Regions from separate parts of the Homo sapiens genome. Here region 2 is linked to region 1. Evidence: chromatin loops called from intact Hi-C (ENCODE). Cell type or tissue: heart left ventricle. All regions are shown on one strand. Each heading gives the region's core, and the rest is flanking DNA. Links, peaks and the distances in the headings are about the cores only.

Region 1 (8,322 bases), core at 17-8,016:
TTGAGGGCCACACTAAACGATCACTGCAGAGAACCACCTCTTTTCTTTACTGTAGTTTAAGTATGATAAGTGGGCTTTGCTATTACTTATTGGAAAAACCAGTAAGAAAAGCTAATTTTCAGGCTTCAATGTGATTTGACATGCAAACGGGAAGTTTTGCCAGGGGTTAATAAAGGTTGTGAATTCCAAATTCCTAGCCGAATATGGCTTTGCTGGTAAGCCCCCTGGAAGGGAGGTTGGGAGGGCTGACCAGATGGTCATCGGGGCACTGGGATGGAGGCACGCTGGGGCCTGACTGCCTGCTCTGCTGGAGACTGCAGAATGGATGGCAGATCCACAGTGCATCCCCCTTCCAAACCCAGGAGGCATCTGTCGCCTTCTCTTTGGTAGACAGTCTGGAGACAGCAGAAACCCTCTGCTCTATTTTTTTGCCACTCTAAATATAGCAGAAAACAAAATAAAATAAATAAGATAATCTTTGCTGCCTCCAGGTGCCCTCTGAGGGACAGACAGCTGCTCCAGAGTTGTTCATGAGGACAAAAAGCCCAGGCAGCCTGGAGACCCAGCTGCTCTGGGTGAGCCTTAGCTCACTTCCTGTGGTTCCTGGGACTTACCAGGCCCACCCCCATGCGCATTTCTCCAGGCAGGTTCTGAGGACTCTTTGGACAATTTCTCTTTCTTCTCAACCCTTCAATCTCCTAATCCACCCCCCTACCCCCAATATTTTCATAGAAACTAAGGGAATTTTGGAGGTGAAAGAAGTCATCTAGTTTCCAGTGTCCACCCTCCCCATTCTACAGATGGGGAAACCAAGGCACAGAGAGGGCAGTGCCTTGCCCAAGGTCATTCGGTGAGTCAGTGGTGGAGCAGGCCTGAGGCCCAGGTCCCCCAGTTCCCACCCCGTTCTGCAGCCCACCCCTCAGTCGGCCTTGGGCAGGGACTTCCTGTGCGAGGGGGGCACGAGGTGGGGGGGCAGGCTGCTGGGCAGCTCGTAGCCGTCGAGCTTGATCTTGATGAGGTGCTTGGCCAGCGCGAACTCCTCCTCATCAAGCATGCCGTCGCAGTCGCAGTCGGCCAGCTTCCAGATCTTGCCCAGGACGCTGTTGGGCAGCTTGGAGGTCACCATCTCCTTCTTGGCGTTGACACCTGATATCTTGCCATTGATGGGCGACAGAGTGTAGAAGAGCTCGTCGTAGACGGGCTTGTCTTTGGCCACGACCCACTCCTCCTCGTCGGCGCCCTCCTTGGCACCCTCCCCGTAGCCCTGGTTGAAGGGGCCCTCGGTGGTGCCATCGAAGGCGCCGCCCTGCACCAGCTGCGTGGGCGTGCTCGTCTCCTCCTGGCTGATGAGGTTCATGAGGGGCGAGATCTTGTTGCTCAGCATGTTGTCCACTGCCTCGATCAGCTTGGGCTTCAGCGAGTGGAATTTGGTGAAGTCATAGTTCTCAAGCTGTTCCTGCAGAAGGACAAACCACAGGATGGGTTACATGTGGTCTCTTCAGGGGGAAACAGTTGGGGGCCACTGGAGGGAGACTAATTCTGCCCCAGGCAGACGTCCCACCCACTACTCAGGAGTGCACTCTTTGGGAGCTTCCCACATCCAGATGTACCACATATAGGAGTGGTTGTTTTGGAACAAGAAACAAGTGTTTTTCCTATGGCAGCCAATCTCTGCTGGTGGCCGCATGAGCGACAGCAACCTCCGAGGACTCTGAGAAACCTTCTTTCACCTGCCTTTTTAAAAATGCTCTAGAGTTAGTATTCTATTTCTCAAGGGATTTCACTACACACTTCAGCCGATCTTCATAGCAATCCTGGGAGGAAGGAGGGGCAGGCATTTAGAACCACATTTTACAGAGAGCTGTGAGGGGCTGTCTGGCAGAGTCAAAGCAGAGCCCCTGTCTCCTGGCTCTTGACTAATGCTCTCTGTGCTGGAACACAGAGCTGTGACAGAAGGACTATGTTTACATAAAACAACTAATTAAATACCTTGTTTTCGGAACACGTAAAAAAATGTAGTGTAGGACAGCTTCTTAGTGGCTCTAACCTCTTATGAATGAGCTGAGGGCGCTACTCAACAGGAACCCCGTAGGACCAGCCCCACCAAGTACGGCCTGACCAGGGGCACCTGTGCTACCCCAGGAAGGTATCGAGGCAGGGCCACGGAGACCTTGCATATACAACATAATCATCATGAATCCACTGTCATTTCTAAAATATGGACAAATAAGCAAAAGCTGGAACTTGTAAGAGCAGGGAGTAGGGCTGGGGAGCACGAGGGAATAAACGTAGCTGGTAAGCCTGAGTATCACTGGCCAGGTCAGGACATATCTTAGCTCTACCTGTTGAGTGAGGCAGCCTGTCAGCAGACAGAGCAGCAGAAGCACAGGCTCTAGAGGGGGCCTGGGAAACACTGTGACTGCCCAACCAGGCTGGGGCAGACTACAGGATGCCACAGAGGCTCTGTGGATGGCACCGTAGAAACTGACCTTCCTACCTTGGTTCTCCTTGGTTACTCCATCCATCCATCCATCCATCCATCCATCCATCCATCCATCCATCCATCCAACAACCCACCTGTCCAACTAATCCTCCAACTAACCATCCATCCATTCAACCAACCCTCCATCCATCCATTCAGCCAACAATTCATCCATCCATCCACCTACCCGACCAACTTTTATTTGTCATTTACTCTGCACCAGCCCCTGTTCTGGGGCTTGGGGATACAGAATAAATATGAAAAGCCATAATTCCTGCTTTAAATGAGCTTATGTTGTAATGGAGGAAGGATACTCCAATTGTTTAAAAAAGGACTTGACATAACACAGTGAAAAGGATAACATGAAATCTATAAAGTCATTAGAAAGAAAAAAGCCAAGTCATTAAAAGGGAGAGAGGGGCCAGGCTCAGTGGCTCACACCTGTAATCCCAGCACTTTGGGAGGTCAAGGTGGGAAGACTGCTTGAGCCCAGGAGTTCAAGACCAGCCTGGTCATTAGACCCATATATATATATATACATATGTATGTGTATACATATATGTATGTGTGTATATATATGTATGTGTATATATATGTATGTGTATATATATGTATGTATATATATACATATGTATATATATATGTTAGGGAGAGGAAGGGAATAATCACATCAGATGGCTAAGGTTAAGGAAAACTACCGCCTGTATAAGGAGAAGAGCTCAGTTGCCCAGGGGGACCCCTGGGGACCCTCACTGTCTAAGGAGAGAAAACACTTGTTTATTGCAAGAGACAAACTTTCTGTGGCTCTGAACTGCGAGAGTTACCTAGAGCTTTACATGACAGGCTTCAAAGATCTGATGAAAAGTGTCTTCAACAGTAGTTTTATTAAATAAATGCAGAAATGTTCCAGGTATGGCAGGTTTTATATGTGAAGTATTTCTGTATGTACAGTTCTAGAGGGGGCCAAAGAGAGGCCATGCAGGTGTGCAATTTTCTGGAGATGAGGCAGGGAGATTTGCAAGGAAAAGTCAGACCTCGCTGTTTTGGACAGAAGCAATGTGACAGGCTGCTAGGAAAAAAAAAAAAAAACTTGGTGTTATCATAAATATCATGCTTTCTTGTAAAAAAAAAAAACAGAAAAAACTGGTAAGCAAAACTAAAAATTTAAAATAATTTATAATCTCATCATCTGGCAAAAACCTCTGCTAGCATATCTGGGCATGCATTTCTAGCCATTAACATACATACACACACACACACACACACACACACACACACACACACTGAAACAATACCACACTCTTAACAAATAATATGTCATATATTTCTGTGGTATTAATTTTTACATAACCTTTCTCTTAACAGTTACAGAATATTGAACTTAGACTGTAGAGCTGGGCCATTCTTAATTAACCCTGTCCCCTATAGCTGGACACACAGGTTGTTTCCAATAGAGAATCAAAATCATGGTCTCTAGGGTGGCAGGGCAGGAATTCTGGGCTGACATTTGGAAGGGGATTCCTGGGTGGTAGTTGGTGGGGGGACAGAGCTGAGAAATATCAGCTAAACGGGCTGACATTTCTCTAGGGAAGGGACTCTGACATATTCTCAGGAAGTAAAGTCAGCAGCCATCAAACCATGCAAACCCAGCGTGTGGCCCCTGCTCAGCTCAGAGCAGCGGGTACTGCAGGCCGGGTCTCTCAAACGCAGTCACTAGCATGTCACTCCTGACATCAGCACCAAACAATGCGGCCTGCACTTCGGGCTCCTGCCACCAACATCTCAATGGGCCAAGGAGATGGAAAAGAGAACGCTAAGCAGGTGGAGGAGCAGGCGTCCCCCACAAAAATCCCAGTGCTGCTGGGTCAACGAGTTTGGATTCCCCGGGTGCGTGAACACCTACCCCATTTCCTTAAGAATGAGCCTGCGCTCAGAGCGCACACAGAGCCCCTGTGTCTGGCCCAGCAGACAAAGGAGGGTGATGCCTGCCCAAACTTCCCACCAGCCTGCAGGGGCCGTGGATTCCGACTGCAGAGCTCTGGAAAACTGGCAGGGGGAGTGGCCGCATATTTGCAGGGGTGGACAGGAGGCAGCAGTTATTCCTGTCCTGGGAGGCAGGCAAGAAATAAACCCTCCATTCTCATCCCTGTGGTCCCCCCCAGGCTTGACCGGGGACTGCGGGGGCACCAGTTAAACCATCATCATGTCACTCCTGACATCAGCACCAAACCATCATCATCCCTGCCCTCTGCCACGGTGAGTCCAAAACAGTTCTTATTGGGATGAATACACACTGGGGAACTTAAAGGTATTTGCCCATCAACAGTTGTATCCACTAAGCCAGGACCCTGGAATTGCTCCCTCTCAAGAGGCAAAGGTCAGTTCCCAGCCCCGTCTCTGGTGGGGCTGTCCCTTGCCCATTAATTGCCAACATTAACCAGAAGAGTTTTCAAATCCACCAGAGGGTCTGAGCAGATGGGGCTGACTCTGCTGCCCTCTGCTGTTGAAATGCTGCCAACTCATGAGCTGAGGGGTCCAAATTCTCCTTCCAGTCAGAGGAGCAGAGTCAGCAGTAACGGTGGCCCTTCGGGTGCTCATCTTGTCCTGCAGTATTAACACTGTGCTGTCAGTCACGGTCCCTCCCCAGAGCGTGCCAGGCACGCACAGGCAGCCACACAGGTGGGTTGCAGGGCCTGTCCCAGCTCAGGGAAGGGCCTTCAGAATACACTCTCCTCTCACTGCTACAGCTAAGAGTCACTCTGACCAGCTGGCTCCATGAGAGAACAGGGAGAATAACAACCTAAAGCTGGCATCAGCGAGCTCTCTGCGTGACCCTGATATGTGCAAAGATCACAGTGTGGTCACTTCTAAGCGTATGTCCCCCCTCTGTCAAGGCCTATGTTACAGAGGATGTTAGACTTTAACAGCCTCAGGGATGGGACAGGCCCTAACCCACACACGCGCCCCTCAAAGCTTCCGGTGACAGCAAGCTAGCTTGCAGTATCAGGTGACACTAAGCATTCCTGACAGGCTCCAGGCTGCCTTGTTCCTTGGGGATTCTCCGAAGGAATGGGGTGATGTGACTGGGCCTCAGCCTACTTCCCAAGGAGGCCTCTTCCTGCAGCTTCTAGGGGTTGGCACGGGGAACCCCTGGTCTATAAGCCCTGTGGGAATCGAGGCTGCGTCAGGGCCTGAGAGCCTGCTGTGATATGGCCTTACACTAACTTACTAATTCACTTGGCTTGTGTGAATTGAGCACTCACCACGTCCTAGATGCTGGGGATATGGCAGTGAACAGGGCATGGGTCACTGACCTCATGGAGCCACAGACTTACGTGGGAGAGAGATACTAAATATCAGACATCAGATAATTCAATTACATGGAAGCACAACAGTGCTCATATTGTAACAAGAAACATGTGTCCTTACAGTGGGGTTGCTGTCAATTATTTTTACCCCCATTTGTTCATTTTTTCTGTTTTTTGACAGGGTCTCCTCTGTCGCCCAGGCTGGAGTGCAGTGGCGTGATCATGGCTCATAGCAGCCTCGACCTCCGGGCTTAAGCCATCCTCCCACCTCACCCTCTCAACTGGCTGGGAACACAGGCATGAGCCAACCACACCTGGCTAATTTTAAAATATTTTAATGGATATCGGGTCCCACTATGTTGCCCAGGTTGTTCTCCAACCCCTGGACTCAAGCAGTCCTCCCATTTCAGACTCCCAAAGTGCTGGGATTACAGGCGTAAGCCACTATGTCCAGCCTCATTTGTTCATTTTTTTGTGTTGATTTATTCCAGGGGCCTAGAACAGTGATAGCAGCAGGAGGCAGAAAAATGCTGAGGCAGATAGGGGTGGGTCTCCAGTGAAACCCTATCTTCAAGCCAAAGGCAGTTTAAAGCCTGCAGGCCAAGCTACAAGTCAAATCCATGGACTGGATTGAGAACCTGTCTTTCCATTTGGCTGCTTTTCTTTGATTGATCCTCACCCTTCACCTATTTTACATATACCTACCCTTCCCTAATTGTTTTTACACTGTTATGTCCACCTTTGACTGGTGCCTTTGTTTTAACCTTTTTTGCATACTCACAAATCAATCAGCATGCACTCCTCTATCCTGTGCCTATAAAAACCCCAGACTCAGCCACACTGGGGAGATGACCTGACTTCAGGAGAGACAACCCAATCTTCCCATCCCCTCTTCACTGAGAGTTGTTTTGTTGCTCAGTAAAATCCTCCACCCTCATCACTCTTCAATTGTCAGCATGACCTTATTCTTCTTGGATGCAGGACAAAAGCTTGGGACCCACCAAACGCAGGTACCCAGAAAGGCTGTAACACTGGCCCTCTGCCCTCACCATTGCAGGGTAGCCGTGCCACTCAACAGAAGCAGTGGTGGGGTCGAGCTGGACCGGAGCCATGGGCCAGAGTGGGGCAAGAGGGTGACTGAGCTGCTAACATGATGCACAACTAAAAGAGCTAATTAGCACACTGTAGCACCCCCTCTGGGGCTTTGGGGTTGCGGGCATCCCTGCCTGGGCACTGCCACGTTCCCCTTGGGGTGACACACCTGGTCTGGCTGCAGACCATGCACAGAGCCTGCTCCTATGTCAGCACTTGGAGTGGCTGGCTGGATCCTGCACTTGCTTGCTCACCCACCTTCCGTGGTGCTAAGGTACTGGGCATAGACCTGAGTCCAGGTGATTCTCAGCAAAGGCTTGGCCCTCCTTGTACCCTCCATCTCAGTGGGCCATGGCTGCTCCTGAGATCATGCTTTCCTTGTTGCCTTCCCCCAGCTCAGAGGACCCTGGGTGTCTTCTGACCTGGCCAGCCCAGGCTAGCTTTGTCATGAGTAGCTCTGGTCCCAGAGCCTGCTCCCTACATTATCGGGCTCACAGGGGACCAGCAGGAGAGGCCTGGCAAGGGAGGCCTCTGTGGAGCCCCAGGGCTCAAGAGCAGCGTCTCCCTGTGGCAAGGCACTGTAGCAACTTCAGGAAGCCAGCGAGGCACAGAGGCCCCAACTGGGCCACAGCTCAGGCTCTGTATTTCTTTATAACTTTCATTTAGGTCAAGAAACCAAGTTCCCTTCTGAAATATCTGAAGGGTACAAGGAAACAGCTGTCTTACTCCTTGGTCATGGGATACAGGGCATAACCAGGGGTGTGAATGGGGAAGTTGCCCAGGGAGACTGCTCCTGGAGGCCACAACAGCCCTCCAATACCACCTGGTGACCAGAAAAACCCAATTCAGCTTGTGAGCACAGGAATACCCATTTCACTGCTGGAAGAAAAGAGACATTTCTCTGTTGTGTGTGCGTGTATATATTTTTTTGAGACGGGGTCTTACACTGTTGTCCTGGCTGGAGTGCAGTGGTGCGATCTTGGCTCACTGCAACCTTCACCTCCAGGGCTCAAGTAATCCTCCTACCTCAGCCTCCCGGGTAGCTGGAACTACAGACATGCACCACCACACCTGGCCAATTTTTTTGGATTTTCTGCAGAGACGGGGTTTCACTACGTTGCACAGGCTGGTCTCTTGACTCCTAAGCTCAAGTGATCTGTCCGCCTTGGCCTCCCAAAGTGTAGGGATTACAGGTGTGAGCCACTGCGCCCAGGCTCTGTGTGTGTGTGTGTGTGTGTGTGTGTGTGTGTGTGTGTGTGTGTGTATATATTTATTTATTTTTTGAGATGGGGTCTGCCTGTGTCACCCAGGCTGGAGTACAGCAGTGCGATCTCAGTTCACTGCAACCTCTGCCTCCCAGGTTCAACAAATTCTCCTGCCTCAGCCTCCAAAGTAGCTGTGATTATAGCCACCACACCCGGCTAATTTTTGTATTTTTAG
Region 2 (8,322 bases), core at 262-8,261, 240 kb after region 1:
CACAGAGTGGAACCCAGGCCGTCCACAAAGGGCAATCCCCACACACCCAGCCAGTCCCCCTCACCAGAGCCTTCTTTCCCCTCCTCTCCTCCCTCACCCTTTCTGTCCACTCACTGCAGGTGCTCCCCACATCCCTGCCTCCCAGCTCACCTCAAAAGGGGCTTCCAAGGAATAGTCAAAGGACAGAATGAGGTCCACTGCTCTCTGAGGCAGCAGAGCCAGTGGGAACGGAGAGTTGATGGCAAAGCCTCCGTCCACCAGGTACAGGCAGTCCCGCATGGGGGTGAGCTGGTTGGGGAAGGCGTCCGGGTGTGTGTCTGCAAGGAACCCATGTGTACGCACAGGGACGAATGCAGTTACTCTTGCTAGCAACCGCTTCTGTATTTGCATTCACGTTTGCCTTCTCTCTGTAGAGTTCTCTCTGACAGCCATGGAGACTCCTGCCCCAAGCCCTTGGCCCTGCCTTCCAGCTTCCAGCAGTATTTAGAGTCGCTCCGCATCAGCCCATAGGCAGCAGGAGACCACACCTCAACCCCCAGCCCAAAGCCAGCACTGGCTCCAGTGAGCCAGAGGTGCAGGCAGGAAGGGAAGCCCCCCATCTCCCACCCAAGGCAGCACCCACCTTTCCAGGCCACGAACTCCCTGCCAGCCACATAGTCCTTGTGCAAGCAGAGACCCCGGGTGAAGTTAAAGCTCTGGGCGGAAGTGAAGCGGGAGGTGAATATGTCCAGCACAGCCTGGGAGAAGGGCCCCTGTGGGGTGAGGAGCCTCGTTCGCAGCCTCGAGGGGTTGTGCAGCTGAGGCTTCTGGCAGTCGTCTAGACAGGGGCGGGACAGTGAAATAGAGGGGAAAGTGGCATCCTCCTTTGCCCAGTGGTCCTTATAGTTCAGGGGTGCCCCTCCCCAACAGTGAGCCCTCCCCACATCCCTCCTCCTCCCTGACCCCACCTCCCAAGCCTCTGACCAATGCTTCATTGAACCACTTTGAAACGACTTTTTCTTTTGTATCCTCTATGTTTTGAAAACTGCCTACAGCATTTACTAAATAATAATTTATCTTTCACCCTTCCTAAAATAAAGTTTGAGTCTACAGCTTCCAATCAGAACTTCGTCCATTAAACACTGACTGAGCAATTACTATGCCCAGCACTGCACTAGGCATGAGGGCTGTGAAGGTGAACGGGACCTGCCCTGGCCCTCCCAGGTGCACGGCCTACTTGTGGGGGAAAGTCACATAAAGAGAGAATAAATGATGACAATGCTCCGGGGTAAGGACGACGACAGGGATGTGCACATGGTCCTAGGGGACCATGGTGGTAAGATTCTCAGGCATCCTGGAGGGATGGAGTGGAAAAGGGATGTCTGAGAAAATGACATCTGAGCTGAACTGAAGAACAGAGCAAAAGTGATCCAGGGGAGAAAAGCGGGAAGGGTGCTCTGCACCGTGGGGCCCCCATGAGCCATTTAAGGACCAGGCTGAAGAGGGGCAGACAGAGTATCAACCCAATACCCAGTAGTCCTGCACCGAGTGGACCTAATTGGATCCCAGAACAGAGAACTCAGAGGTGTGGCTTGATCATACCTCTGGGCATCTAGACACCCTAAGCTAGAAGTCATTTCCTCAGGACTTCCCCGAATCCAGTGGGACAGCCAAGTCCTTCTCTGTCCCCTCCCTCATTCTTCTTGTCTCTGCCAGGGCCCTGTTGCTGGAATGTGGTGTGGGAGGGGCTCGGGGTCGCTACCCTCACCTGTGATATTCACACTGCCTCTGTACCACTCCAGGAAGCTGAGGCCCGAGCCGGCGGTCTTTAGGAAGATCTCATCCAGGCTGGTGGCAAAGGCGCTGCCCCACATACCTAAGGAGACAGGCAGGCCCCCACCCCACGTCAGGGCCTGGCCCCGGCACCTGCCTGTCCCCAGCCCTCCAGCCTCGACTCACCTTGCAGGTAACAGATCCGGGGTTCAGGCTGGAGCTGCAGCAATCGTCCCATGAAGAGTTCTGAGCCGAAGAGCTCGGTGGGAACATAAGCCCCGTACTTGGGGAAGCCAACCTCATAGGGCGTGAACTCGCACCACTCTAGGGGCCCGAGTGAAGGGAAAGTCACCAGGGGCTTCCCACCACGGTGCTTGTGCCCAAGCAGGAATCTTAGCCTTGACAATGACAGGAAGAAGCAGCAGCCCCGCTGTGCTCCAAGGTGCCTGTGTGCAACCACCTCCTCTGGGTACCCTGATCACCCTGGCCTCTCACCTCCTCCTCCCCACCTCCTCTACCTCCTTCCTTCGTCTCCACACCCAGGCACCTGCAAAATCTTCCCCACTCAAGTTGGTGCGGACGTTGACACTGGTGTAAATGGGGTAAGGGTTCTGACCCTGGCGGACCGCCTCCTGTTGGTCAGACAGCTTGGCAGGGTTCTCCTGGGCAGGAAAGAAGGGAGGCAGCTTGGCCTTTCAGGAGTTCCATTCCCCATCCCCGTGGCCTGGGGCCGGCACCCTGCAAGGCGTGGTGTGCCCACAAGAGAGGCTTTGGGTCGCCAAGGCCAGTGCTGTAAGGACAGCCCTCTGAGGGACAGGCTTCAGGCCGCAGCCAAGGGGAGCCCACAGTGGGTCTGTACAATTCCAGGGACTATGGGAACACCCTCCCTCCTTCTTTACTATTCAAAACAGCGTATCAGAACACCAGGGAGTCAGGGTGACATGGTTAAAGGAATCCTTGAAAAGCCAGTCCAATTTCTTTAAAAAATAAATTACTAGAAAACGTGGATTATTTACTTAGAAATGAGAAATCACTTGTGATATCCACCCACAACTGATCTCCACACACGGGGTGGTGGGGAGCAGCTCCGAATCTTATCGCCTGGAACTGCAGCTGGGTCTGAAGTTCCAGGAGCAGCCAGGCGGAGTGAGTTATGGCGGAATTGGCTGAGAAGTGGGTGTGGCGCTGGGCCTCACTTCCAGGTGTGGGCTGAAATCACTTTCAAAACATCCTGAGAACAACTAAAATCACTCTCTCTGGAAGGGGGGCCGAGGCATGGGTGTGTTTGAAAAGCTGCGCCGGTGATTCTAATATGCACCCAGAGCTGAGCGCTGCGGACCAGGCTCCTCCTCCCCAGGGGTTAGGAGCTAGGGAGGCAAAATGGTACCAGCCCACCCTGGAGTCACACTCCTGGCCCCAGGGGAGCCGAGAGCTCAGGAACAGCTTTGTAAATCAGATCTTAGCCTGAGGGATGAGGCAGAAGCAAGGGGCGGGTGGAAGGAGTGGAGAGGAGCCTACGTATTTCCTTCTGGCTCTTCTCTCACCTCCTGGTACAGGAGATACTCAACAAGGAGGCCCCAGAGGTCGATGAGGGACACGCTGTGGCCACTGCGCTCCCGGACCCCCAGTTCCTGAGTGTAGTACTGTAGCCGCTCCGTGGACAAAGCTCCCATCTTACTGCTGCAGACGTGAACCTGGGCACGCTCAATGGGGCCCTGCAAGGCCACCTGGGACCAGGCTGGGTCCCTGTAGAGTGTGGAGATGCACCTGGGGATTGGAGGTGTGCCTGAGTCAGGGGCAGGAGAGCACAGCCACGGGAGAGAGGGGTGCAGAGTCTGTGAGTGGCCCTCCACCCCCACCACTTGCACTGCTGCCCTGCAAACAACCCAACTCAGAGGGGCGCTTGGGACTCAGCCTCTTCCTGCCCCTCCTAACACCCTGGGAGGCAGGATCCCAGCCCCTCAGGGACTCCTTAAGATCACCAGGTCACAACCCCACACTTTGTGGGGTCTCCTTTACCCTGTGCCCTGCCCCCACCTCACTTACCAGGTAGACCCAGAGACCCCACTCAGGTAGGTCACAGTGTCTAGAAGGCCGAGCTCCTGCAACCCTGCCAGGCTGCCGTACAGAGAAGACATGGCTCGGGTTCCACCCCCGGAACCCAACACAGCCACTACAGGCACCTGGGTACAATAATAACAAGGATAACGACTCCGACTACCACCGTCATTGACGTATTACTGCCTATACATGTAGGACATTATTCTAAGAGTCTTACACGTATTATCTCATTGAATCCTCACAGCAACCCAATGAGAACCCCATTTTCAGCCAGGCACAGTGGCTCACGCCTGTAATCCCAGCACTTCGGGAGGCCGAGGCGGGCGGATCATGAGGTCAGGAGATCGAGACCACGGTGAAACCCCGTCTCTACTAAAACTACAAAAAAATTAGCCGGGCATGGTGGTGGGCGCCTGCCTGTAGTCCCAGCTATCTGGAGGCTGAGGCAGGAGAATGGCGTGAACCCAGGAGGCGGAGCTTGCAGTGAACTGAAATTTCACCACTGCACTCCAGCCTGGGCGACAGAGCGAGACTCCGTCTCAAAAAAAAAAAAAAAAAAGAGAGAACCCCATTTTCCAGATGTTGAAACTGAGGCACGGGAAGGTTAAATAATGTGCCCAAGATCATACAGTTAAGTGATGAGCTCTCACACCTAAGCAGTATGGCTCCAGAGATAGCCCTTAACCATTCGACCTGGAAGATATAGACCTGGAAGGTATATCTGATTCCCCAAAATCAGCTACAGCAGGTTCCTCTCAACCGTGGCACTCTCGATATTCTTGACCAGGTAGCTCTTCGCTGTGGGGACTGTCCTGTGTGTTGTAGGATGTTTAGCAGCATTTCTGGCCCCCTCTACCCAGTAGAAGTCAGCAGCCTCCCTCCACCTCCCCTTTCCCCAGCAGCAACAATGAAATCGATCTCTACACATGGATGAATGTCCCCAGGGGTGCGGTGGGGAGGAACTAAATTGTCCCCCGTTGAGCACCACCGAGCTAAAGTGACAAAGGCCAGCAAGCAGCCTAGACCTGCCCCCAGGCACCAAAGGTGCCCAGAGGTTTTAAGGTCTCAGGATCGGAGGTGCCTGAGGGGTCAGAGTCCATGCTTTTGGTTGCTTAGCTTTCCCAGTAAGATTTGGCTCATTCCACTCTGGATTTTTGTTCTTTTCCCTGTTCTCTTTTCGTCTCCTGTCTTGAAAAAATGCTCCCTGGCCACTGCTCACAGAAGGCGCTGTCGCTTCAGAGTGCTGGATGAGACAGAGCAGACACCTAGCACAGAGAGGGCATACATATTGCCCCAATGAACGATCTAGCCTTGTCAGCGCTGGGCCACAGTGATAGCGTCTCCTGAGGACTCAGGCAGCCTGGAGGAAGCCGGCAGCCTATTCCTGATCCCCTGTAAGTCCCTCTCTCAGCACGCCTTTCCTCCTGCCTCCTGGCCACAGGCTGGCTGTCTCTATACCCAGAGGATCCCAGGGACCCCCCAACCTCCACATCCCTTTGATCACATTACAGACTCAACTGTCCCCCTCCAAATTCCTGTGTTGAAGCCCTAACCCCCAATGTGACAGTATTTGGAAACAGGGCCTACAAGGAGGTAATAAAGGTGAAGTGAGTAAGGGTAGGGCCTTCAACTGATAGGACTGGGGTCCTTAGAAGAGGAGGAGGAGACCCCAAGGCGCACGCTCTGCACACATGCACAGAGGAAGGGCCACATGAGGACATGGCGAGACAGCTCCACCAGGAAGAGGAGAGGGAACCCAGCAGAAACCAACCCTGATGATGACACCTTCATCTCGGACTTCCAGCCCCTAGAACTGAGAGAAAAGTCATTTCTGTCATTTAAGCCACCTAGTCTGTGGGGTTTTGTTACGGCGGCCCACATAGACATCCAGCTTTGGCCAGGGCCGTTTGGCCCTGGTCCCATATGGGGTCCTAGCTCTGCCGATGGTGCCCACAGCTCAGGTGAACAGGCCAACCTCCTCTGGCCCCTCTTAGCCATGCTGGTCCTCTCAAGGGAAGAGACTTGATTTAGTCCTAGAGGCTCTGGGGTCCAGCTCCTCCTCCATTACGTACCTGGCCACTGTCCAGAGCCTCACTCAATCCCAGCACTTGCTGCAGGGCCTTGGACACGACCTGCTTCCTCCTGTCCAGAAACTCCTGCTCCCCGTCAGAGAGGTCAAAGCCAAGGCGTAGGTCTAGGTCCCCGGAGCTGCCTCAAGTAGGGTGGGGTGGCGGTGGGGGGTTCTGGGTGACTGTCCAGTGGAGGAGAGCCTTGGGCCCAGCCCAGGTCTTTCACAGGAGCAGGTCCAAGGGATCCGCCCACCAGCACCAGAACCAGGGAGGGAAAAATGTCATCCCCACCCCACGGCCTGAGCTTCTTGGGCAAGAGAATGGAGCACGTTGGGGTATGTCCCCGCACTTCTAGCCCAGCCCCAAGAGGCCTTCTGCCTGGAGTCCCACTCACCTCATTTCCACCTTCATGCTCAGAGCCACCTCCTGGCCCTGAAAGACACAGCAGCCCCAACCCTGAGTTCTCTGGGCAGGATTCTCCCAGGGAAATGGCTCCCCCACCTGCAGCCCTTGCTGCCCTGCGATCTCTGGCCCGATGTGGACATCATAACTGACCTCTGGACTGACCTGATCCAGCCACCCTCTTGGGTCCCTCCTCCAGACCTCTCTTGGTGGTCACAGAGAGCAGGCAGGGGTCCCTCTGGCACCCAGACAGAGCCTTACCTCCCCCAGGGCCACAGAACACTGTTCCTCCTGGCCTAGGGGCAGAGAGGAGAGCAGGATGCCCCCCTCGCCCAGCTTGCTGGTCTGAGCCTCCAACTCTGCGCTGGGGCCACTCTGTGGAAAAGAAAACACCCAAGAAGCTCTCCAGCAGGGAAGAAAAGTCTCCCCCAACGTGGCCCTGGAACGCCAGTCTGGGCTGAGTTGGATCTACCGACCATCCTGGCGGCGCACTCACCTGCACAGCTGCCAGCAGCTCCATCAGCTCCACGTGTAGCCTGGAGCTCAGCACTGGGTTCACGTGGAAGGTAAAGGTGGGTGGGAGGCCTGGCTCTGTGGGAGGCTGCAGGGGCAAGAGCTGTGGCTTCTCGTAGGCTCCAGGCACTGCCAGCTGGAGCTGCCTAGAGCCTGAGAGCAGAGGGCCCAGGTGGGTGCGCAGGTGAGGGGGTGGGTCTGTGTCTCTGCGGCTTATGCTGGCAGCGCCCCAGCAGCAACCCCTCCCTTCTCTTCCCCTAGGAAATGCCAGCTCTTATCGCCCGCTCTCTCTTGAGCACTGCTCATAGAGAAAGCCTCTGGAAGGACTCTTGGGTCCTCTAGCCTGCCCTGGTCAGAACTGGGACTCGGGAAGGGTGGGAAGCACACAAATGCCTGGAGGGGAAGGCAGGGAGCGGGGAGGGAGAGGGGCCCTGCCCAGAGCCTGTGGGGCTGATGATTTGAGATGATTCTATGTTTATCATAAGAATGAGCAGTTTTCAGGCAGTGGTTTCCCGCTTGCCCCACTTCAGCCTCTTTACTCATTGTGTTGGAGGTTTGTGGCCCAAGAGAAAACCAGTAGGCTGCAAGTTGTTCTGGCCTTTGTTTCCAAGTGTAGAACGTTGGGAGAGGAAGGTTTGTAGAGGCGGGAGGAGGAAGAATGGGATGCGTGGGTACAGAGAGATGCACGTCCTGGAGAAGCGGCGGAGGGCTAGCCCAGACTGGAAGATGAGGCCCAGGCTGGGAGGAGTGAGGGGGTGGGCTTGTGGGCTCCGGAGCTCCCTGCCCAGCTTCCCAGCAGCTTTCTGGGGAGGAGGCCAGACCCCAGGGAGAAATGGCTGCACATGACATCCGGGCAGAGGGGGCCGCAGACAGCCTCCCAGGAGTCCCAGCCCCTAACACAACATGGAAGCAACAGAGACCCAAAGTATGCGAGGACAGCAGACACTGAGGGATGAGAGGTCCAGAGGAGTCCCTGCCCTACAGCCCCTCCTTGCACTAGATGAGGCCCGGAGACTCGACATGACCAAGTGTGGGGAGGGAATTCAAGAAAATAAGGAAAGTGATATTTTATTCATGCCAAGGCCTATGGACTGAGATGGAGACGTGCTATTCATAAGAAGAAACCATATAATCCGTGGTTGAGAGAAGCGGAGTGTCACCGACCTGGGTTTGACCCTGGCTCTACTACTTACTGGCTGTGTGCCCGTGAGCAAGTGTTTTCTTTGGGCCTCAGTCTCATGAATTAGAGGATACTGATTGTGCCTGCTTTACAGGGTTGTTAGGAGGATTATAAGGCACATTAAAATGCTTAGCCCAGGGCCTGCCTCAGAGTGAGCACTCAGGGTTCCCTGGGCAGGACTCATCCTGCAGGCTCAGGCTGTCAGCACTGGAAGGGGCCTTTGCTGTCACACAGCCACTGCTGCTATCCCACATCTGGACTTCCCTGCCTGGGTGGCTGTCCTCTGTGGCACTGGGTTTGACAACCCCAGTTCTTCATTTCCCCTGTATTCTCATTCTGCCATGT

The links. Peaks named below come from ENCODE experiments on the same cell type or tissue, not always from the same donor. Only the 100,000 strongest peaks of a DNase experiment are listed, where the experiment ranks them.
Region 2: a loop joins it to region 1, with 6 times the contacts of the local background. A loop is called at or near these places in 2 of 110 quality-filtered maps.

What each region holds. Positions count from the first base shown.
Region 1 is chr15:41,899,726-41,908,047 of GRCh38, forward strand. EHD4 (EH domain containing 4) reads right to left here. Exons shown (of 6, transcript NM_139265.4): 6 at 1-1,456. The coding sequence ends at 920. Among named protein-coding and RNA genes, the nearest start is that of SPTBN5, 9.8 kb to the left of the region's middle. RefSeq lists enhancers at 3,899-4,403, 4,404-4,907, 5,229-5,298. In heart left ventricle, for the core only: a CTCF peak has its summit at 4,990 (motif pointing left); a DNase peak (open chromatin) is centred at 5,067; H3K27ac peaks cover 1,119 bases.
Region 2 is chr15:42,143,828-42,152,149 of GRCh38, forward strand. PLA2G4F (phospholipase A2 group IVF) reads right to left here. Exons shown (of 20, transcript NM_213600.4): 8 at 6,781-6,950; 9 at 6,546-6,659; 10 at 6,277-6,314; 11 at 5,886-6,021; 12 at 3,799-3,935; 13 at 3,297-3,519; 14 at 2,300-2,414; 15 at 1,939-2,076; 16 at 1,748-1,855; 17 at 623-817; 18 at 151-317. Among named protein-coding and RNA genes, the nearest start is that of PLA2G4F, 8.6 kb to the right of the region's middle. RefSeq lists enhancers at 2,206-2,706, 5,888-6,675 and a silencer at 6,814-6,966. In heart left ventricle, for the core only: no CTCF peak of the experiment used is centred there; no DNase peak of the experiment used is centred there.